3 separate regions of the Homo sapiens genome follow, and all the other regions are linked to region 2. Evidence: read pairs that join two places in POLR2A ChIA-PET (ENCODE). Cell type or tissue: MCF 10A. All regions are shown on one strand. Each heading gives the region's core, and the rest is flanking DNA. Links, peaks and the distances in the headings are about the cores only.

Region 1 (8,310 bases), core at 220-8,219, 62 kb before region 2:
GGAAGGGACAAGTGTTGTCCATCTGGATGTGGCCAGCCACCATCTTATATAGCTTCCTTCACCTTAAATGCAGGTCCCGCCAAGAAAGCCTTCAACTTAAGAACCCCAGAATGCCCCTGCTGGGCCCTGAGGCTGGCCACTTTCCCTCCCAAATAACAGAAGTACAGAATCCAGTGGTCGGTTCTTAGCACTGTCCCTGTGGACCACATTCACAGAGCCTCCCTGAGCCAGGAGGCCCTGTGTGATCCCTTGTCATGCAGAGGCCAGCAAAGAAGAATTGAGAAGCCAAAATATTCTCCAGGCTCACCCAAAAGCTACCCTCCCTGAGCTGCAAGTTGCCTTAGACCAGAGACACAATATTTCCTTTCCAAGTTGGAACAAATGAAGAAGGGTCCAGTTAACACCCCATAAATGAGCATTAACCTCTTGTAAGACAATCTCTATGTCCTTCTGAGAGTCCACTCCATGCAACTGAGAAGACACAGTTTTAGTTTCTAAGCTGCATGCAAACTCAGGTAGAGCCTCCAGAACAACCTGGGTCTGCTGTGTCACCTCAGCATCTTCACTAGTTCTCCCAGTCCCAGCAGAAGGCACAGAGCTCCACTGTGAGACAGCATTCGTTAAGTTTGCCACATGTCAGGAGTCACAGAGGGATGTCTAAGCAGTCACGCAGATCCTAGGAACTCTGCTACATGTTTTGCAACATATGGACCCTCAGAAGTAAACTCAGTACGTCTCTGGAGCATCTTTCAACAGAACAGTACAATGTCTAGAGATCCCTCAATAGAACATCAGGCCTAACTGTAAGATGCCCTAGAACCAAGGAGCTTGGAACATATCCTGGGGAGGAAAACACTGACCTTCCAAGGGAAGAGTTATTTAACTTGTATAAAAAGTTCTGGCTGGGCACAGTGGCTCACGCCTATAATCCTAGCACTTTGGGAGGCTGAGGCGGGCGGATCACGAGGTCAAGAGATCCAGACCATCCTGGCCAACATGGTAAAACTCCGTCTCTACTAAAAATACAAAAATTAGCCGGGCGTGGTGGTGGGCACCTGTAGTCCCAGCTACTCGGGAGGCTGAGGCAGGAGAATCGCTTGAACCTGGGAGGCAGAGGTTGCAGTAAGCCGAGATTGCGCCACTGCACTCTAGCCTGGTGACAGAGTGAGACTCATCTCAAAAAAAAAAAAAAAAAAAAAGAAAGAAAGAAAAGTCCTGAACTTTGGTCTGGGGCCTATTTATAGGATTCTGAGGCTGTAAACTGAGTCATGAGGAAGACTGTTCTGGATATAACACTTTTATCATAAGCCTTGTCATGGGCCCAGATAGGCAGACTCAGCACAGATAGAGAGCAGGAACACTGTCTCCCTGACTCATTGGTGAGTCCAGTTCTGAAAGCCCAATAATGTAGAAACTCTAAGGGGAGTCCCTGGGATCCACCAGTTGCTAAGATAACTGGAAGAAGGTCTCTGCCACGTAGCACCAGTGTCCCTCCTGCTAGTGCTCGAGCCTGGTGATAAGGAGTCTCACCCTGGGGAAAGATACCAGCCCTAGAAAAGACAAAGAGGCCTCAACGAAAATACTTCTCAAAACCAAGGAGGCTGATCAGAGGCAAGGTACACAGCTAACCCTCTAACCCTCATGATCCCAGGAGAGCTAATTTAATGACATCTAAGTCTCCTGAAGCTCCCTGGATCATAGTAGGGTTGGTCCTAGGCTAGCTAAGGCCAAGCATTCCAGGGCCGGCCTCTCGGATGGGCGGCCCTGTGTGATCACGCAGATCTGTGCTCAGAAGGGCCTGCACTTGGTTGACAGCTCTGCTGTCACGTTCTTGAAATCTTCAACAATTTTCTCTTTGAACTTGTATTTTGTAAGGGAGCCAGAGGAGCATGAGGATGAGCAGAGGAGACAGGCGGAAGAAGGGAGAGAGCTTTATATTTTAGTACCTTCAGTGGCACATCTCCCCTGCCTTTTGAACAAAAGACCCACAAATTATGTAGCAGGCTGTCAGCAGTCCTGATGGAACCCCCTCCCATGTAACCAGCCACCGCACAAAGGAGGGAGTTAAAGACTAACAATCAAGCTGGGAGCACTGGCTCACGCCTGTACCCCAGCACTTTGGGAGGCTGACGTGGGAGAATCGCTTGAGACCAGGAGACTGAGACCAGCCTGGGCAACATGGTGAAACTCTGTCTCTACAAAAAAAAAAAAAAAAAAAAAAAAGAAAAAGAAAAAGAAAAAAAATAGCTGGACATGGTGGTGTGCGCCTGTACTCCCATCTACTCAGGAGGCTGAGGTGGGAGGATCGCTTGAACCTGGTAGGGGCAAAGGTTGCAGTGAGCCGAGATTGCACTACTGCACTCCAGCCTCGGTGACAGAGCCAGATGTTGCCTTGAAAGGGAAAAAAGAAACAAAACTAACAATCACCAGGGACTCTAGAGATCCCCCAACCTCTAGTCCCAACCCTAACCAAAGAAATCTTTCATGCCTTTGGGTCACTCACAGAAGTCAATTCCAGACCCAGGCTAACTCTGTACCACAGATCCCCCCGGCTCAGGCCAAGATAACCACTGGTTAGAACCAGGACACAGGAGGCCTGCATTCCAGGAAGCAATTCATGGCTGATGCGCAGAGTTAGTAAGAGGGGTCCCAGGTGACATAGAACGAGTTCTTGTAGTTACGATCAGCACAAGGACCCAGGCTGAGCCAGTCTGGGTGGACCAGCCCAGAACCACTGTCACCCAGGCTGCCTCTCCCACCCGCTGTGGGCTGGTGAGATGGTGGCTCCCAGCACTGGGAGGAGGGTATGCCCTGGGGCAGGGGGAGCCTTTACCACAACTTGATATATGACCTGGGGCAGGTTTCCATCTCTCTGGGCCTCCATTTCCTCAGATTTAAAATAATGGCAGCATCACCTTCTAAGAGGATTAAACAGAGTATGTATAAATGCCTGGCACAAAGTGGTGGTCAATTTTTAAAAATCCCTTTTTTCTCAATAGAGTTGTTATTAGAAATGAGCTGTTATTAGAAATGAGACAATTATCCATAAAAATGCCTGACAATTCAAAGTGCTTCATAAATGTCGATTCTCTTCCACGTTCTCCTTCCCAGTCCCTCTTACCTTTGTTCTTGTGACCAGACCCTCCACTAACTGCCAGTTCCCACCCCAGGTCCCACCCAATAAGCATGTTTGTTGGCTCATTATATAAACATTTACTGAGTGCCTACTGTGTGCCAGGCACTGTACAAGTGAAAACACACACACACAGTCCTGTCCCTGAGAAGCTCACAGTCGGGTAAGAGAGGCACTTAGCAAATAAATTTTAATAGAGTGGGTTACTTTTATGAGTTAATTCTTTTAATATATAAATAGTATACTACAGAAGCACTGGATAATCAACTCTGCCTTGGGGAGTCAGAGAAAATATCATAGAGAAGGCAGACTCTTGAGTCGGATCTTGAAAGATGGACAGGAGTTTGCCATGCTACAGAAAACTTCGAGGAGCCTCAGGCAGTCACTGCACATGTGCAGGACAGTGAGAAGCTTGGCATGACAGAAGCAGGGGCTGTGTGAGGGGAGTGCATAGAAAAGGAGGCTGGGAACAGGACTGGGAAAGCAGCCTTGTAATCCCAACTAATTTGGGCTTTATCCAGTTTGGAAGAGTAGACAAGAAAAGATCAGAGCTAACTGTGCTTTTTAGGAAAATGCCTCAGCTGGTGGTGGGGGAAGGCCTGGAGCAAGAAAATGCTGGAGGAGGGAATCCAGACGGAGATGACCGTTAGCAACACACAGCAAGTCTTGGACTAAAGGCGTGTAGTAGGATCTGAGACACCACTGAAGTAGATTTGGTGACTAATTTTTTTTTTTTTTTTTTGAGTTGGAGTCTCGCTCTGTCACCAGGGTGGAATGCAGTGGTGCAATCCCAGCTCACTGCAACTTCTGCCTCCTGGGCCCAAGCGATTTTCCTGCCTCAGCCTCCCGGGCCCAAGCGATTTTCCTGCCTCAGCCTCCCGAGTAGTTGGGACTACAGGTGTGCACCACCACGCCTGGCTAATTTTTGTATTTTTAGTAGATGGGGTTTCACCATGTTGGCCAGGATGGTCTCGATCTCTTGACCTCGTGATCTGCCCTCCTCGGCCTCCCAAAGTGCTGGGATTACAGGCATGAGCCACTATACCCAGCCAATTTGGTGAATAATTTTAGATTTGGTGATTAATTGGTTATAGGTGGTGAGAGAGATGGTACTACCAAGACTTCCAGCTTGGAAGGCAAGGCAGATGAAACCCATTGCAGAGATCCTATTTAACAGGTAGAGCAGGTCTGCAGGGCAGCTGAAGCTTGTGGTGCCTCCAGGACATCCAGGTGTGCACGTGACAGCAGCTGGAAACAGAGATTGGGATCTCCTGAAAGGCTGAGGATGGAGAGGCTGCTTTGAGAGACGTTCACATGGAGGGGTTGGTTCAAGCTGCAGGAGTAAAATCACCTGGAAAGAACTTGGGGACCCAAAGGAGAAGGAACAAAGGGCATTTCAGAGATGGTCAGAAATGGGAGAGACTGGACAAGCAGCAGAGAAGGAACAGAAGGAGGAAGACACTATCAAAGGGAGCATGAAGCAAGCAGGCACATAACAGGAAGGTCAAGGTAGATCACTAAATCTGGCAACTAGGAAGACAATGGTGGCTTAATCAAACACAGTAGTATTAGAGTAGTATAGGAAGAAGCTAGCTTACTACGGTTTGAAGTATTAAGAAAAGAAAATAAACAAGAGTAAAAAAATCAGCGGGGCACACTGGCTCGTGCCTATAATCCCAGTACTTTGGGAGACTGAGGCAGAAGGATCGCTTGAGCTCAGGAGTTTGAGACCAGCCTGGGCAACATAGGGAGACCCCATCTCTAAATAAGAAAAGAAAAGAAAAAAAAAAAAAAACCAAGAACAAAAGTCTGGTAGTGAAGGGAGGGAGAGACAGAGCAGTAGTTAGAAGGGGAGTTAAGGTCAGGGCTTACATTTTTGAACGATCAAGCTCATAGGAAAGCAAGAATAAGGACAAGAGTAGGCTCGTGGATCCCCCAGCTCCTGGCTGGAAGGAATGAGCCCTAGTGAAAAGCTAGGATGGTAAGGATGTGACCTGTGCAGGTGGACTCAGATATGAAGGAAGGGAAATTAAGGGAGTTCATGCCAGATGAAGAAAGCAAAGATTGGGAGGTCAGCTGGGGAATGAGACAGGGCAAAGCTCAAAGACCTTGGGGAAAGTGGCAAGGCTTGATTAAGTGTTGCTCTTGCCTGACCCTGCCTCTGAATTTTAGTTCCCATGATGGATCCCTCTTCCTGCTTCTTCTCTCTCTGCCTCCTGCCAGATTTCCATAAGCTCACGCCCCACTGGCCTGCTTCTCTTCTCCTCCCCTGCAGCCCCGATGGGCCTTCTAGCTGCTGCTGACAAATGTGCCTTCCTACAACATCTACCATGATGGACCAGCTCTGCCTCTCTCTGGCATCTGAGCTACCTCCCATCCCCAGATCCTGGGGACTCTCCTATTGTCTCCTAAGTGATCTCTCCCTCTCCAACCCACCTCTCATCTTTCTAAAACCCTGCTTTGCATTTTGCAACTCCCACCTTCTCAACACTCAAGATCCTACATGGGCTCTTTCTTGCCAGATGAGGCAGTTCAGCTGTGGGCTGAAGACTGGCCACAGGCCTATTTAATTGGGCCTGCATGGTCTTTTAACAAAAAATGAAACTGATTGTCTTTACACAGGGCATGATCTGTCTAGTTAGCCACAGGCACCACCCCTCCCTATTTCCTTATATCCACTCCAGACCCAATTCATATACCCATGTTATCTGCCTAGTCTCTCTTAGATATCTGACAATGAAGTCCACAGGACCCTAGGATCCAAGGCCTTCCAGTCTCTGGCTCCCTTATGTCTCTCAAACCAGATTGTCATTACTATTCAAACTCCTTATTCCAGAAATCAGTCTGCCCAGTCTCCCCTTTCTACCCACGGCCCTGGCATGGCCTCCCTAGACATATGTATACCTGTCTCCCACCCTGCCTTTCCTCCTATCTGCAATGCCTTCCCCTTTCCTCTCCACCTGTTACACTGAAATCAGGCTTATATTCTACCTTCTCAAAGAGGCCTCCATGGACCATCCAAGCCCACAGCATTTTTTCAGCCTAGGCCCCCTCATTCAGCCCTTATGTATATTTCTTTGTGCCTTCAGTTATCTTTTTTGAGTACATTTCTCATTTCCTCAAATAAGCCTGGAAATAGGGTTCTCTATTAGTCACACACAGGAAAAGCCACACAGAACAGGTCTGCCTCCATGTCATCTATCTCTCATGTGACACAACCGTTGACTCATAAATCTTGGTCATTTCCTGACAACCATAAACCACTAGAGCAAGCACAGATTCACAGTGCCTTCAGGGTAGAGGCCATGTCTCATAGTTAGTACACTGCCTAAAACCTAGCAAGGTAGTCAATAAATGTTTATGATGAGAAAATATAAAATGCAGAAAAAAACATAAAGAATAAAATAGGTTCACCACTGAGCAGTAAATTCTCTGACTTGATGAAAACAACGCCTGTTGTGATTCACTGTCACTCAGGCATCCAAGGACAGGTATATTTTGCCAAGGCAAGAAGTTGGGACCCACTAGAAGAAGCAGGAACTAGAAGGTCCAGAGCTGCAGCCACAATGCTGCAGTAATTTACAAAGTGAACTTGGTCAAATCTCTCAACAGTATTGATTCTTTGAGGTAATGGGATCTTTCCGCCACATACTCTGCAGAGTTAACAACAATCTGGTGGTGAGGGAGAGCAGGTGGCTGGGCTGGAGGGACAACTGTCAGTGCAGGAGGGAAGATGACTCCTGCCAATAACTCTTGGTTCCCTTACCCCTTATCCCAGCTTCTGTGTTGATCCCTAGGTCCACGACAGGGCATAATTCCAGCAAACACCCTTTACTCCCAGTTCCCACCCAACATGTTTGCCATAGATACACAATGAACATAGTAGTCCCCAGCTGAAATTTTCGAAGTACAATGTTAACATGGAATTTGATAAAATTCTACCATTGGCCAGCACACACCATACTATTCCAGATGTTGAATTAGCCCAGTGATATGACGCCTGAGTCACAGACGATGACCACATTTCTCCTTTGGCAGAAATCAAAGCCCTAAGAGAGGGTGTTCCTGAGTTCTGGAACATGAAACCTTCCAGGAGGCTGGGTGTTGGCAGGAGGGTTGGATGTAGTTGGGTACTGGAACCTCTCCCTATACCTTCTTTTCAAAGAGGTCAAATTTGAGAAATGTTTCTCCACCTTGCACTCAGAAAATATTCAATAATTGTTTGTTTCAGCTTAAGAGGAAGGTTTCAGTTTTCTAAAAAGAAGAAAAGCCAGAAGTTCTGAAGAAGGGGGCATGAGAGGGGAATAAAAGAAGCTGAGTGCATTTGGTGTAATGGAACTGAAGGGGTCTGGACCAGAGGAAATGGAAGAAGTAAGAGGGCAGGGCAGTGGTTACATTGGAAACAAGAACACTGATTTGGGAAAAGCACTTCTAAACTGACTGCCAAGGGAGGTGTCTGAAACAGTGGCGTGGGGGGAAAAGAAAGAACCAAGAGCCAGACTTGAGGTAACAAATGGCTACATATGGCAGAGACAGAAGAAAGAAGACAGACTCCTGGAAATGTGGTGTTGGAAGAGGTGTCAAGATGGCATTTGAACAAGTGGGATGGAGTGCCATATGAGGGATTTTCTTTTTTAATTTGAAGCTGTCTTCCTTCCAGCATCAGACACTGAGGTCATCTCAGTCCCCACGTTCCCCGTCAGAACAGGAAGGGATGTGTCAAACAGCAGCGTAGGGGCAGCAACTGAGTGGCAACTGCATTTTTGCACCCACCGATTGACGGCCTGCCCTGAAAACAATGCCTCCCTCCCATAGGCCTCTGTAGCAATGCCATGAAGCACACAGGAAAATCATCTGTGACAAAGGTGCTCCTGGGACTAGCCATTTCAAGACAAAAGTACGAACACCCCCGGACTCAATGTACTGAGTACTGGTGCCTGGATGGCTTGACTCTGAAAAGAATCACCCTCCTTCTGATATGACTCTCTGCACAGCAACAAGAGAGCCCCTGTGTGCCAACAATCTGTTCATTTCACTCAGCATTTCTTAAGGCAAAGCTTTAACTGTTTTCTTTTTTTCTATTTTAACAGATATTTGATTACTAAGGCATGCAGGCAGTAAACATTGAAAGCAGGCTTCTGTGTTGCAGAAGCAACTACAAGGCCACAGAAGCTGAA
Region 2 (8,310 bases), core at 17-8,016:
AGAGACTTTTTATTAATTCTGGATTTTTCTAAGTCAGGTAAAAAGTAAAGAGGTTAAGAGTAAATACCAAATAAAAAGGAATAGAAGGAAATAAACTCCATTAATCCAATAGAAGGAAAGGACGGGGGAAAACAAATAAGAAAAACAGCATGGTTTATGCAAAACACAAATTAGGATTATAGAAATAAATCCAAATATATCAGTAATCACAATAAATGTAAGCAAAATAAACAATTGGGTTCAAATAGAGATATTGCAATTAAACCAACAAATCCAGCTACATGCTACTTGAATGAGATACGTTTAGATCATCATAATAAAAAAAATATACTGAAAAAATACTAACTAAAAGAAAGCCTGTGTAACTCTATTAATATCCATCAAAAGAGGCCTTAAGAAAAAATGTGTTATTTGGACAAAGAGGGTCACCACAAATAGAATAATTCTTCAAAAAGTTACTTTGCTAAAAAGCAAGATTTTGTCCATAAAACCATTTTCTCACAACTTTCATTGCAACCTTTAGACAAGTGTTTTTACTAGGGAAAAAAATAACAACACCTTCTTATCCCACCTCCCAAGTAAATCATATCTAAAATTACTAAGTTTTGTTCTCGTCTTTCTTTTTAAATTAACCCCATGGCAATCTAAAAGCTGCTTAAAATGTTCAGTAATGTCAAAGGAAAAGGATTCATATTCAGTACTTGTGTTATTTTATTTATTAAATCCTGATTGCAAAGAGCAGCAAAAGGAATTACAGATTTAAGTGAGGGTTCTCTGTAGGTTGAGAACACTGATTCTCGTGTATTAGCAATTACATTAAATATTATAAAAGAAAAATGTCCAGGCTTAAGAGTAGGTAGTTTCAGAAACAGAGTAGGTAGTTTCAGAAACAGAGTAGGTATTTCTTATGCCAGATTTCAAATACGTATTTTATAATCCACAGGCATTTCGATTAGCTTTCTTTCTTTCTTTACTTTTTCTGTTTGTGAAATAATATGATTGTGCCATACATAAAGTAGGGATAACAATACCTGCTCTACCTAGCATGGGGCTATTGTGAGGATAAAACTAAATAATATACGTGAAAGCCCTTCACACACCTTTTAGTACTATGTAAACATATGGTGTTATTCTTATTTTGAACCCATGCTCCTATGGTGGATTGTTAGTATTAAAAGTTTTACCCGCCACTTCTTAAACATGCCTGTAATATCTCACTTATCTGTTATTGTACACTTTGTCTAACCTTTAAGAGTAAAACTACCATCATTTATACATTTACATAAGTAAATGGTAACGGTAAAAGAGTTCACACCATTCACCTTTCTATCACTGAACATGCTACATATATATCCAAAATGAAGAAAAACTAGTGTTAAGTGTTTAGTGTAAAAAATGATTTTTCTTAGTAATGGGTTTTGGAGCTCTTGCAAGCATGAGACCAGAATGTCTTGCCATGCCTTGCTATGGTTTTAGACAGGGTCTCATTCTGTTGCCCAGGCTGGAGTGCAGTGGCGCAATCTCAGCTCACTGCAGCCTCTACTTCCCCGGCTCAAGCCATCCTAGCACCTCAGCCCCCAGGTAGCTGGGACTACAGGCATGCATCACCACAGTTGGCTAATTTTTGTATTTTTAATAGAGACGGGGTTTTGCCCTGTTGCCCAGGCTCGTCTAAAACCCCAGAGCTCAAGCAATCCTCCCACCTCAGCCTCCCAAAGTTCTGGGATTACAGGCATGAGCCACTGCACCGGGCCTTATTCTGAATTCTTGAGATGGCTGACATGAGTTAGAAAATACAAAACAAACAAAAAATAATAATAAAAGAAAGTAATTGGGACACTAATAGAGTCATTGGCCAGAAGTCAGTGGGAAGCGTGGTCCCCATGCAGATGGAGTCTGAGTGCATCAGCCAGGACAGCGTATCAATTATGCTCCTCACAACAGGAGATCAGGGCGGTGCATTTCTATAACCACCACAGCAATGGAGAAGCCGGACAACACCGTGACTGGGATGAAAATAAATGTCACTAATGAGAGGCAGACCAATGCGTGGATCTCTGGATATAATATGACACCACACTGCTTCTGTGGTATTCCTGCCGAAAATGCATACCCTGAATCTAATAATGAGGAAACACCAATCCAGATTAAGGGGCTATCCGTAAAATAATGACCAGTATTCTTCCAAAATCTCAGTCATGAAAGACAAAGAAAGGCTGAGGGACTGTTCCAGATTAAAGGAAACAAGAGGTGCGACAACTAAATTCAACAGTGACCCTGGATTGGATCCTGTGTGAGAGGGGAAAGAATGCTATAAAGAGAATTGTTGGGACAATTGATGAGCTGGATTATGGACTGCAGATTTGATGAAAGCATTGCATCAATATTAAAGTTCCTGAATTTGAACACTGTGTTGTGATTACATAAGAGATTATTCTTGTTCTTAGGAAATATGCACTGAAGTTGCATATTTATGCAACTTTTATGCCCTTTATGCCTTATAATATTTGTATTATACCCCTTTCATAATAGTATATGCAATCTTCTCTTGAATAGTTTAGTAAAATAAATTCTGTAAATCAGAGAGAGAATATGAAGGGCATCTTCTGAAAGGTACAGTAATTGAGATGCATGTCCAACTGCTGATTTCACCAATGATCAAATACTGCATCAAGGCATGAAAAGTACATGAGTGGTATTAAAACACATTATTAACACGGACTCTCTTGGCTTCTAGCCAGTGAAATGAAAGAGGTGCTGAGTCCAGATTTTATGAGGTAACTATCTTTTAAAAATCATGATTTGGTGATTCATTATTGCACATGCCAGAAACTCCACCCCAGTGGATGCAATTATCTTTTTTTAAAAAAGCTAGTTAGATAAGATTATAATTGTGGGCAAGCTGACTTGGATTCATTAACCAATACTGCCACACTGGTTTACTGTAAAGGGGGCAGAAAGGAGGGGATAATCGGCTACTAGTGTATATTTTCAGCTATAGAAATTTAAAAATAGATAGTAGGTCAAGAAGAACACACCAAGACATTTGAGATGTTCATATCAAACTAATTTTCATAATTCTTGCACAAAAAACAGGCTTATTACTTTAAGTTTTCTCTCCATTCACCCAATGTGTCCAGTTTATCCTTTTCAAAGCTTGTTCACGTTCATTTACTCCTAGATATTACATCAGCCTTGTGAACTACCCAGCTGTAAAGACAAGCTGCCCACTCAGGCGGTTACTACTGTGTAACCTTGGACAAATTACGTAACCTTTCTGCACTCTCAGTTTTATTATCCCTGTATTACAGATAAGGATTCTGAGACTTGGAGCAGCTTAACAACTTGTCTAAATCACTAAGCAATTTAGTGTTAGAGCTGGGAACTTCTATGGGGCTTTCGACTCCCCCACCAAGGTAAAAATTATTTTCCATTGAACACCAGCATTATTTGAGTTCAAGGAATGTTGCTTAACAAGGTGTTGTTTGAAAATAGAAGTCACATTTCTCATTAAGTAGGCTAAACATTTTTTTCTGCCATTCAATTCTATTCAATAAGCATTCATTTGGAAGGCAGGCAGCGGAAAGGGAAAAATGGAGAAGGCTTTGGAGTCAGAAGCTTTGGATTTGAATCCAGGTTCTCTACTTACTCTGTGTTCAATTTTCTTTTTGGTAAAATGGAGATCCTGTTATGTAATCTGTATGTTTGCTGAGATGAGTGGCAACAATAGATGGACATAGTGTGCATTCAACCAAATATAGCTTTTTAAAAATATGTTATTTGTTGATAGCCTGCTATTCACCAGGAACTTTACTAGGCACATGAAACACAGAGACAGAAAACAGTCCTTATGGAGGGGGCTCCAAGAATTAGTAACGGTTCTTTCTTTTTTTCTTTTTTTCAAGACAGAGTCTTGCTCTGTCACCTAGGCTGGAGTGCAGTGGCACGATCTCGGCTCACTGCAACCTCCACCTCCCAGGTTCAAGCAATTCTCCTGCCTCAGCCTCCCAAGTAGCTGAGATTACAGGTGTCCACCACCACACCCGGCTAATTGTTATATTTTTAGTAGAGAAGGGGTTTCACCATGTTGGCCAGGCTGGTCTCGAACTCCTGACCTCGTGATCTGCCCGCCTCGGCCTCCCAAACTCTGGGATTACAGGCGTGAGCCACCGTGTTTGGCCTAGTAATACAGTAAGCATACTAAGCCAGCCATATATGCTGCAATGGTTTTTTCCTTGGTGTGCTTTTTGGTTGTATGTATGTATTTATTTTAAGAGACGAAATCTCACCCTGTCACCCAGGCTGGAGTTCAGTGGCACGGTCACAGTTCTCAGTAGCTGAGATTACAGGTGTGGGCCACAATGCCTGGCTAATTTCTATTTTATTTTTTGTAGAGAAGGGGCCTCACCATCTCGCCCAGGGTGGTCTCGAACTCATGAGTTCAAGTGATCCTCCTGCCTCAGCCTCCCAAAGTGCTAGGATTACAGGCATGAAATACTATACCCAGCCTCTCAATGTGCTTTTTAAATTGTGTTTACGTTCTTACTTTTCTAAAATGTTTTGTTTTTATATAATAAAATATATTTGGTTATTTTATGGTTTTGTGCAGCTTTTTTTTTTTTTTTTTTTTTGGAGATGGAGTCTCCCCCATCCCCCAGGCTGGAGTGCAGTGGAGAGATCTCGGCTCACTGCAACCTCTGCCTCCCTGGTTCATGCAATTCTCCTGCCTCACCGTCCCGAGTATCTGGGATTATAGGCTCCCGCCATCATGCCCAGCTAACTTTTTTGTATTTTTAGTAGAGACAGGGTTTCGCCATGTTGGCCAGGCTGGTCTCGAACTCTTGACCTCAGGTGATCCACCTGCCTCAGCCTCCCAAAGTGCTGGGATTACAGGCATGAGCCACCATGTCCAGCCTGTGCAGCTTTAAACTCAGAAAGTCCTTCTTGACTTCTGAAATCACATCAATATTTATTTGTATTTTTTCCTAGTCCTTTTATAGGCTTAATTTTTCACATTTAAATCTGTAATCTATCCAGAATTTATTTGGCTACATGGTCATAAGGTGCTGAATAGTTATGTGGATGACACTGGTTGATGTTACTGTTTCAGTTGGCTTTTACCCATTTTTGTCCCAATAACTTGACCTTCTAAGCTGCCTGCTGTGAAAATTGATTGCCATTTTTGAAAAGGCCAATGGGGAAGAAATATATATCTGTGAGTTTTATCCCATTTAGTTGCTTCAGTTTTAATGTAGGATAATAAATGTTGGCTCTTGTCTCAATCACATAAATGTGGAAACTTTGACAAGAGTATTTTGCGTAAAGGCTAAAGGTCAGAACCTCCCTCATCCTGGAGAAAAGTGGGAGGAGGGTGGAGTCATGTCGTTGCCTGTTAACTCCCCACCTCCAAACTTATCTGCCCATCACCTAGGTTAAAACCCTATCTGCCTCTGCCATCTCTTCTCCTTACACTTACCTTTTCCAGGTGGACCATGGGGCCATTTATGCAAGGGAGATAAAAGTCTAGTAGAAGGATCATCACTGATCCACTCACCCCTTCCTCCAACTGTTACTATGGTTCCTTAAAAGCTGTTCAAGAAACTTGGCTGTCAAGGGATAAGATACAGGAAGCAGTCTTTATGTTATTCTGGCTTGAGGTTGAAATGCATTTTCCCCAGAGATCAAACCAGGACTTTGTGGCTCATTGTTCAGAAATGACTTTGGACAATGTTGATATCCCCTCATAGTGCCTCACTGGTCGTGCAGGGTCACTGTGCTGGAGTGGATCACCTTAAGGCTGTGGCTTAGCCCTCTGAGCACACTGTCAAGAGCTGAACCTTACGGGGTCTATGCCAGTCTGCCTTTTGTGCCCCTCAGGGCTGGAGATGGGTGTCCTGCTTCATAGTAAGCCTGCAGGGTGGCGAGAGTTCTCCCTCAACGCCAACGTCCAGCCTGGCTCCCCTGACCTGGCTTGGAGAAATGAGGAAATTCCTGATGGGTTTTTTCTGTCCTTGCACCCCATATGTTCCGTACATTAAACCTACTTATGCCTAGTGTTCCATTATTGGAACACTAAGTATGTGGGAGTTATTTATATCCTACTGTTCAAGGTCATTGCCAAGGTCTGATTTTTCACTCATGCAAAAATTCAAAAAGTTGCAACCTCCGGCATACATGGGTTTTAATTAAGGAAATGTTAGGAGCTTACCACCTGTAATCCTCATGGGGTGCAGTCGCTGGGGCTGGGAGAGTCGGAAGGAGCATCACTGGGACTGGTCTCAACACAAACTGCTGACCATCTCTGCAGGGTCTGGATGGAAAAAGGCAGATCAGTACCACATGCACTCAGGCATTTTTACAACTTCATTTTTTCTTCTTGTGAGATGGGGGCCATGCCACTCTCCTTGCTCTGTTCCCCCAGTCTCAGGCTACCTTGGTCCAGAAACATTCCTCCAACATGACTGTATTTACTACCACCTTCCAAATGAAGGCAGTCGTAGGAGTGGGCACAAAGCAATCCTGTCTCAGCGTCCCTCCCATCAGTTCACTCTCCCTTCCCCTCCCCTTCAGTCTTCTCACGCCCACCCCCACACACCGCCCTAGCCTAAGGGAAGCAGAGGCAAAGCACCTCCTGGCATTTACTTGCAAGACCCTCCTTTCCCAGGCAGCCTCATTAGGCTCTAAACCTTTGTGATCCCACTCCCAAATCTTGATTGTGGTCACAGGTGGGAGGCTGAGGGTAGGATGGAGTCCTTATAAAGTCCCTATGCAGTTTGTAAGCATCAGAATACAGAATACAGATTTTATTAGTGGTTACACCAAGTCTTGACACCTTAATAGACACAAAACTGCTGCTGGCCAAGGTCAGAGCATCTCAGAGTGTGTGGGTATAGGGGTAATGGGGAAGGGATGATGCAGAAACGGAAAGTCTTGGATATGCTTCTTTTCTTAAAATTGTGAGAAGAGGCAATATGCATGTGATGGAAATATGCATTCAACCCATTCATCCTAACAAATGTATATTTCTCAATAATAGAAGCTATGAAAGGAGACCCTCCCCTCCAAATGCATAGTTCAAAAGCATTAGCCCTTAAGAAAATGACAGGGTAATTAGCAGAAAAGTCTTGTGAGAAACAAAAATATACAGTTGAGAAACAAAAATATACAGTTGATCCTCCAGATCCATGGGTTCCTTATCTGTGGATTCACCCAACAGAAGAAATGTATGGTTGCATCTCTACCAAACATGTACAGACTTTTTTTCCTTGTCATTAGTCCCTGAATACAGTATAACAACTATTTACTTAGCATTTACATTATATTAGGTATTATAAGTCATCTAGAGATGGTTTAAAGTATATGAGAAAATATGTGTAGGTTAGGTGCAAATATTTTACATTAGGGACTTAAATATTCATGGATTTTGGTTTCCACAGGGGTCCTGGAATCAATCCTCCATGGATATCAGGGGATAACAGTATATACAGATAGATAAAACATATATGTATATACACACACACACGTATATATACACACACATATACAATACATACACATATGTTATATAATACATATTTTATATATATATATACATGCACACACGCCAATCTAGTGTATTTCTGAGAGATAATTTTAAGGCAAATTTCTCGTTATGTTTGTGATTGTGTTTAATTACAGGGTAATGGCATTTCTCTCTCTCTCTTTAATCTGGATGGCTGCAGCAGCTTTGTGACTGATTTCCCTGCTTGCCTCCCTCCACCTCAACCCATCCTCCACAGTTCTGCCCTCTCTGGTCATGCAGTTCTCAGGTCTAAAGCCCTCCCTCTCATGGCATACATACTCCTGTGGCCTTGCCTTGTCCCTTCTCTAGTCCTGTCTTCTGTCATTTTCCCTGTATACAGCCTATACGCTGACCACGCCAAAGCATCGTTTTCCTAACTGACCAGGTTCTCTCTCTGATGTCCAGGCCTTTGCCATTGTTACCCTCATCCATCCCACGCCATGGCCATCCCATGCCATGGCCATCCCACGCCATGGCCATCCCACGCCATGGCCATCTGGTCAAATACAACATATTCTTCAAATCTAAGCTCCAGCATTGTCTAGTCTCCTCAACAGGCAGGCAGAAGCTATCTCCATTCTGCTCTCATGTAGTACCTTGGGCTGACCTTGTATTATCTTTGTTTTTTTCTGTGATTCTCTCTCCCACTGGACACCAAACTTGGTGAGGGCAGGAATCTTCTCACTCATTCCTTGCATCCTTAGTACTTATCACAGTAGTGGAAATCAACAAAAATATGCTGAGTTAAT
Region 3 (8,310 bases), core at 220-8,219, 810 kb before region 2:
ACTCAGTCACTGTTATGAGAACAGCATGGGGAAAACCTCTCCCATGATCCAATCACTTCCCACTGGGTCCCTCCCTCAACACGTGGGGATTATGGCAATACAATTCAAGACAAGATTTGAGTGGGGACACAGCCAGACCATATCAAATATATTTATATTCATATCCTCAGGATCATCAAGAATAAAAAGATATAAAAGTGAATGGGGACATTTTAGAAAGTTATTCACCAAAACTTTAATAATTATAAAAAGTGGCTTTTATCTCAGAATAACCCTATGTAGTAAGAATACTGAGGCTTAGAGAAGATAAGATCACACATTTAATGGCAGAATTTTGAATGATGCAAACTCCATCAGTCTGATTCTAGGCCCTCTGCTCATAAGCACCATATTATACCATTTCCCTAACACAGTGAGGAAAATTTTCTTTTAAAAATTATGTACTTAAAACTCATCAAATCTGAAGGACCTTAGAAGATCTATCTACCTACCTATCAAGTTTGTAGAGTATTACATAGCTTTTTCTATGTGTCAGGCACTGTTATCAATCCTATAACAACTCATTTAATCTTTACAACTCTTTGAGGTGGGAACCATGATTGTTCTTATTTTATACAAGAGGTAACTGAGGCATAGATTAAGTAACTTGTCCAAAGCCACACAGTTAAAAAGTAGGCAAGCTAGGACTTGAACCCAAACAGTGACTCTAGAGTGTTGTTAACCGTGCCATATTGACTGCCTTTCTAAAAATTTGTGAAGTTTTTACTTCATTTAGTTTTCTCCTTATTATAATCTTTTCAATGATAAGAAACTCATTACGCTGTAAGGCTATGTGCCAGTCAGAGTTACACCAGAGAAACAGAACCAGTAGGATATATCGGAAGAGATATATTGCAAGAAATTGACTTATTGATTGTGGTGGCTGGCTAGGTAAGTCTAAAATCTATAGGGCAATCTGCAATGAAGGGCAAGCTGGACCTCTCAATCACAGGCTGAAGCTGTACTTTACAGGCTGAGTTTCTTCTTCTGGGAAGCTTCAGTTCTGCTCTTAAGGGCTTTCAACTGATTGAGTCAGATCCACCCAAATTATCTATGGTAATCTCCTTTACTTGAAGTAAACTGACTGTGGACTTTAGTCACATCTACAAAATACCTTCACAGCAACACCTAGATCAGTGTTGAATAACTAACGACTATACCCTAGCCAAGTTGACACATAAAAATGTCCTGTAGGCATATTTTTTCCTTAAGCCCTGACAGGTTTGGGGGTTGGTGGTTCATTTTCCCAAGCCAGAAATGGAACTTCCTACTTTCTTTTTAACTTACATTTATTACTCATTCTTATCACCTCCTCATCTCCCATTACCACAGCCAAAAAAGATTTCAGGTGTTTTTCAATAGAAGGCATATATAACCTTTAAAGCAAAATTATAAATACAAGAGCCTTGAAATCAAAGGCAAGAAGATGGTTGAACCAATAAACCGATGTTGAAGCTAGTTACTGTATTTGAGCATAAAATTTAGCACTACATGGTGAGGATACAGTATAAAGCCACTTTCCTAGTGCCAAATTGTAACAGGAATTTAATCTATCTAAATACAGGGAGCAGTGATTTACATAATAAATGAGATAATTATTATTTAATAAAGATTTAGAGAATTCTCTAGATTCCTGTGTTCAAGAAGGAGGGCCTCAAAGCTGCCTGCAGTTATATTTTTATGATAATTATTTATTACTATCTCATGACTTAAAAATTTTCTTAACAAGTAAAATAACTACCTTTTAAAAAATACTGTAAGACCCTTTGCTATGACCTCAGATAATTTAAAGTGATGTCTCACAGACCTTTATTTAGACTGAAAGGCTTATAAAAATTTTGTGTGTGCCTGTAATCCCAGCACTTTGGGAGGCCGAGGTGGGCAGATCACGAGGTCAGGAGTTCAAGACCAGCCTGGCCAATGTGGTGAAACCCCATCTCTACTAAAAAAAAAAAAAAATACAAAACTACAAAAATTAGCTGGGCGTGGTGTTGGGCACCTGTAGTCCCAGCTGCTTGGGAGGCTAAGGTAGGAGAATCGCTTGAATCTGGGAGGCGGAGGTTGTAGTCAACCGAGATTGCGCCACTGCACTCCAGCCTAGGCGACAGAGCGAGACTCCATCTCAAAAAAAATAAAAAATGAAAACAAAAATGCAAAAAGAGAATCTTGTGTGTGGCTCACGTTACTCTAAATTAGACAGTTGGGGTTTTTAGAAATCTTAAGGACTTGTCCCATAGCAGTCTTATGTGAGGCCCAAGGTAGAGAAAGCCCTCTCCAAAGGGAATGTGGATGTGGCTTTTTGTCTCTTGGAATATATTAGAATTTGATAATATGAGAAACCCACAGAGTTTTAAAAGAAATTGTATTAATGTTGATTGAAAGGGTCAGAGATAATTAATAAGGAAAAAAGTGTACGGGCCCTCACCTACTGTGGAAAGGAAGCAGGCTGAAAAGCTACTCACCTCTTCACATAGGCCATTTCATGTGAAAGAATGATTGAGAGAGGGCAGCCAAGAAGCCAGAGAGTACAGCTAAGAGACAAGGAGAACTACTCTCAGGACTAATCAAGGAATGAGTGACATGTGCCCAACTGGACTTTAGAATTGCTATTGATGAGGGAGTGTTTATACCTCTTGTTTTCCCTCTTTTTGAATGGGAGTATCCATTGCAATTTCTATTCCTATCTCACCATCGTGTATTGGGCAGATAACTTGTCTCTTTAGTTCACAAGTCTTTAGATTAAGAGAAACTAAGTATGAGGAGTTGCACTCAGGAAACTGGATCTGAGAGGCCTCATCTATACCTGCATTTGATTTAGATTACATCCTGGACCTTAGGATAAGGCTTCTTGGGGTCTTGGAAGGAGTAAAGTATATTTTGAAAATGGAGGAGTATTCTGTGACAAAGTGAAGATGGCTACAAATTCTTAACCACCCTTTTCATCTAGAAGCATAGCATATTTCTTCATTCCACTGAATCTGGGCTGGGTTTCTCATTGCTTTAACCAGTATAATATGGTGGATGTGATGCTAGATCCGTTACAGGGTTGAGGCTCTGTCCTCTTTTAAGCGAACTGCTATGCAAGAAGTCTGACTATTCTGAGACCAACATGCTGTTCAAAGCCCAACTAGCCACTTAGAGAGAAAGAGACAGAGAGATGGGGTGTGGGGGTGGGGGGTAGAGAAAGAAAGAGAGAGATTGGTAGCACTAGATAAGGTGAATTATTTCATGGGCCTTTTAGTCAGCCCAGCCTTCAGCTGAAGACAGATGAGAGAGTGACTCAGCAAACAGTGTGAAGTGAGCCAGCAGACCTATGACCTCATTTGGGCTGTTCCAGCTTCTCGCAGCTGTTGAGCCACCCAGCTTAGACCCCAGACATTGTGGTATAGAGATGAACAGTTCCTACTGTGTGTTGCCCAAATTCTTGACCCAGAAAATTGTGAGCAAAATATGGTGATTGTTTGAAAACTAAGTTTGTTACATAACACAGATAACTGAAACACAAGTAGAAAAATTCTATCACCTGCCCAACCTCACAGAGCCAGTAAGAACTAGTGTTCTCCCCTTCCCTTTTATTTTTAGTTGACACATAATAATTGTACATATTTATAGGATACAGAGTAATATTTTGATACATATGTAATGTGTAATGATCAAATCAGGGTAATTAGTATTTCCTTACCATAAACATTTATCATTTCTTTGTGTTAGGAACATTTAAATCCTCTCTTGTACTTGAAAATGTACAGTAAATTATTGTAAATTATAGTCACCATACAGTGCTATGGAGCACTAGACCTTACTTTTCCTATCTAGCTGTGATTTTTTATCAGTTAACCTCTCTCTAATCTGTAGTAACCCACAATTATCTAATTCTCTTCCCAACTTTTAATAACCACAATTCTCCTATCTACTTGTATGAGCTCCACTTTTAAAAGCTCCCTCATATGGGTGAGAACATATGGTATTTTTCTTTCTGTACCTGACTGATTTCACTTAACATAACATCCTCTAGGCTCATCCATGTTGCCACAAATAACAGGATTTCATTCTTTGTTATGTCTAAATAGTAGGTCATTGTTTATATACATATATATACACTTTCTTTTTCTGTTAATCTGTTGATAGATGTTTAGGTTGATTCCATATCTTGATTATTGTGAATAGTGCTGCAATAAACATGGGGTGCAGATGTCTCTTCAATATACTGATTTCCTTCCGTTTGCATTAATAGCCAGCATTGGGATTGCTGGATTATATCTTCTATTTTTAGTTTTTTGAGGAAGCTTCCATACTGTTCCATAATGGCTGTACTAATTTACATTCTCACTAAAAGTATATGAGAGTTCCCTTTCTCTGCATCCAAAAAGACTATTGTCTTTTTAACAATAGTCATTCAAACCGAGGTGAGATGGCTTTCATTTGCATCTCCCTCATGATTAGTGATGTTGAGCATTTTTTCATATACCTGTGGCCATTTGTATGTAGAACCAATGCTTTTAATCACATGTCAAACTGCCTATGTCCCAGTCCTTTCCAGAGAGCCCTCTGGAACCCTTTTTCTATTGTAAACAAATTTATTTAAACCTACAGGTTTTCCATGGAATAGAAGTTTATTCCTCAGTACCTTGCATCTACTAGTTGGGCAGTTATGGTGAGCATATCTTTTTGACTTAATTCTAGAGTAATTATATAATTGGAGATAAAGCTGGGAACCATTCTTTACTTAAAAAGTCTCAAGTGGGACTCTCCTTGGAGTGTTCTCTAAAAACAAAACAAAAAAAATCGTTTTCTTAAAGGCATTTAGTTAGCAGAGCACAGCTGACTGAAAATTTCTTAAATACAATTCAGGATAGTTTGTATAAATAACCAAAAGGTAAATAACCAATGTAGTCCTCATGAGACATTAAAATTTTTTTTCAACTGAATCTCTCACTGCACTGTTAATTGGAAGTCTTCTTTCTTGACCATTCTCTAGAACAGAATACAACTGCGGTCACTCCTCTCTTCTGGATGTTTTTTTCTGGACCATCCAATTCATTTCCACCCCCTTGTTATGGAGAGAAACTTTCCTCTTTCATGGAAAAGTCATTCTGACATCGAGGCACCACGACTTTTGACCTAGAGTAAGCATATCAAACTATTTTTCTCAACTCAATAATTTACAGAAAAATATTAAGAAGGTGAAAATTTTCCATTCATCATTACCTACATGTAAGAAAAAAAGAAAAGAAGAAAAATCTACCAGAATCCTAGCATTTACAGATAACCACTGTTAGCATTTATTTATTTATTTATTTATTTATTTATTTATTTATTTATTTATTTACTGAGACAGGGTCTCCTTCTGTCACCCAGGCTGGAGTGCAGTGGTACGATCACAGCTCACTGCAACCTCCACCTCCCGGATTCAAGTGATTCTCCTGCCTCAGCCTCTTGAGTAGCTGGGATTACAGGTGCACGCCACCACAGCCCAGCTAATTTTTGTTCTTTTTAGGAGAGATGGGATTTTGACGTATTGGTCAGGCTGATCTCGAACTCCTGACCTCAGGAGATCCACCTGCCTGGGCCTCCCAAAGTGCTGGGATTATAGGTGTAAGCCACTACACCCAGCTTGTTAGCATTTTTTGAATACTGTTGGCTTTCTATATCCACAGATTCAAACAATCAAGGATTCAACCAGCCATGAATCAAAAATGTTGAATCAACAAAACAATAATAAAAAATAAAGTAGAAATAATAATAACTATTTACATTACAGTATAATAGGTATTATAAGTAATCTAGAGATTATTTAAAGTATACAGGAAGATGTGCATAGGCTATATACAAATACTATGCCATTTGACATAAGGGACTTGAGCATTCATGTATTTTGATATCCAGAGGCGCCCTGGAACCAATCTCCCATGGATACCAAGGGGTGATTGTATATCCTGTTTAAAAGTATATGGGTGAGTTTCCTCCTAGTCAACATAGTGTTGGAAGTCCTGGCCAGAACAATCAGGCAAGAGAAAGATAAAAGGCATTCAAATAGGAAGAGGGGAAGTCACATTATCCCTGTTTGCAGATGACATGATTCTATATCTAGAAAACTCCATAGTCTGCCCAGAAGCTCCCTGATCTGATACACAACTTCAACGAAGTTTCAGGATACAAATAAATATACAAAAGTCAGTAGCATTGCTATACACTAACAGCACCCAAGCTGAGAGCCGAATCAGGAATATAATCTCATTCCCAATTCCCACAAAAAAGGTTAAAATAGCTAGGAATACAGCTAACCAAGGTCAAAGAGCTCTACAATGAAAATTACAGAACACTGCTGAAAGAAATCAGAGATGACACAGACAAGTGGAAGAGCACTCCATGCTCTTAGATAGGAAGAATCAATATGGTTAAAATGGCCATACTGCCTAAAGCAATTTACAGATTCAATGCTATTTCTATCAAACTACCAATTACATTCTTCACAGAACTAGAAAATACTATTCTACCATTCATATGAAACCAAAAAAGAGCCCAAATAGCCAAGGCAATCCTAAGCAAAAAGAACAAAGCTGGAAGAATCACATTGCCTGACTTCAAACTGTACTATAAGGCTACAGTAACCAAAACAGCATAGTACTGGTATAAAAACAGACACATGGACCAATGGAACAGAATAGAGAGCCCAGAAATGAAGCCACACACCCAGGAGGAGGGAGAGGTTCAGAAGAGAAAGATAAAAAGGAAAACAAATGAACAAACAAAAAAACCAAACCTGTTGAGTAGTATGCTTAGTACCTGGGTGACAAAATAATCTGTACACCACACCCCCAAGTCACAAGTTTACCTATATAACAAACCTACAGATATGCCCCCGAACCTAAAATAAAAGTTAAAATATATTTTAAAACATATATAAAATGGATATATGTGTCAGTTTTAACCAACTGATGTTTGACAAGGCTGATTAAACAAGCAATGGAGAAAGGACTCCCTGTTCAATAAATGGTTCTGGGATAATTGGCTAGCTGTATGCAGAAGACTGAAACTGGACCCCTTCCTTATACCATATGCAAAAATCAACCCAAAATGAATTAAAGACCTAAATGGAGAACCTAAAACTGTAAAGCCCATGGAAGATAACCTAGGAAATACCATTTTGGACATAAGAACGGGCAAAAATTTCATAACGAAAATGGCACAAGCAATTTCAACAATAGCAAAAGTTGACAGATGGGACCTGTTTAAAGAGCTTTTGCATAGCAAAAGAAACTATCAACAGAATAAACAAACAACCTACAAAAATATTTTCAAACTATGCATCTGACTAATGTATAGTTAGTCTGGGTCTAATATCCAGAATCTACAGGGAACTTAAACAAATGTACAAACAAAAAGCAAACAGCCCTATTAAAATGTGCACAATGGACATGAGCAGACACTTTTCAAAAGAAGACATACATGCGGCCAACAAACATGAAAAAAATGCTCAATATGACTAATCATTAGAGAAATGCAAATCAAAACCACAAGATACCATCTCACACCAGTCAGAATGGCTATTATTAAAGAGTAAAAAAATAACATGCTGACAAGCTTGCAGAGAAAAGGGAGCACTTACACAGCTGGTGGAGTGTAAATTAGTTCAACCATTGTGGAAAGCAGTGTGGAAATTCCTCAAAGATCTAAAAACAGACCTACCATTGGACCCAGCAATCCCACCAGGTATATATCCTGAGGAATAGAAATCATTCTACCATAAAGACACATTCACTTGTTTATTCATTGCAGCACTATTCACAATAGCACAGACATGGAGTCAACCTAAATGTCCATCAATGGTAGACTGGATAAAGAAAATGTACATATACACCATGGAATACTATGCAGTCATGAAAAAGAGTGAGATCCTGTCCTTTGCGGGAACATGGGTGGAACTGGAGGCCATTAACTCTAGTAAACTAACAAAGGAGCAGAAAACCAACTATCACATGTTCTCACTTATAAGTGGGAGCTAAATAATGAAAACACATGGACAGAAAGATGGGAACAATAGACACTAGGATATACTTGAGGGTGGAAGGCGGGAGGAGGGACAGGTTCAGAAGAAAAAGAAGAAAAGAAAAAGAAAAACTATTGGGTATACCTGGGTGATGAAAAAATCTGTATGCCAAACCCCTGAGTCACAAGTTTCCCTATATAACCAACTTGCACATGTACCCCTGAACCTAAAATAAAAATTAAAATACTAAAAAAAAGTGAGTTTTAACAAATTGAGATTAT

What was found. Peaks named below come from ENCODE experiments on the same cell type or tissue, not always from the same donor. Only the 100,000 strongest peaks of a DNase experiment are listed, where the experiment ranks them.
Region 1: POLR2A ChIA-PET joins it to region 2 with 7 read pairs; 3 of 35 experiments call an interaction of 5 or more read pairs at or near these places.
Region 3: POLR2A ChIA-PET joins it to region 2 with 5 read pairs; 1 of 35 experiments calls an interaction of 5 or more read pairs at or near these places.

What each region holds. Positions count from the first base shown.
Region 1 is chr1:84,848,195-84,856,504 of GRCh38, forward strand. The region is part of intron 2 of LPAR3 (lysophosphatidic acid receptor 3); the gene reads right to left. Among named protein-coding and RNA genes, the nearest start is that of LPAR3, 41 kb to the right of the region's middle. RefSeq lists an enhancer at 6,229-6,478. In MCF 10A, for the core only: no CTCF peak of the experiment used is centred there; DNase peaks (open chromatin) are centred at 3,847, 6,367 and 7,177.
Region 2 is chr1:84,910,485-84,918,794 of GRCh38, forward strand. No RefSeq gene overlaps it. Among named protein-coding and RNA genes, the nearest start is that of LPAR3, 21 kb to the left of the region's middle. In MCF 10A, for the core only: no CTCF peak of the experiment used is centred there; a DNase peak (open chromatin) is centred at 3,237.
Region 3 is chr1:84,100,224-84,108,533 of GRCh38, forward strand. It overlaps a transcript of PRKACB not described here. Among named protein-coding and RNA genes, the nearest start is that of PRKACB, 40 kb to the right of the region's middle. In MCF 10A, for the core only: no CTCF peak of the experiment used is centred there; a DNase peak (open chromatin) is centred at 3,328.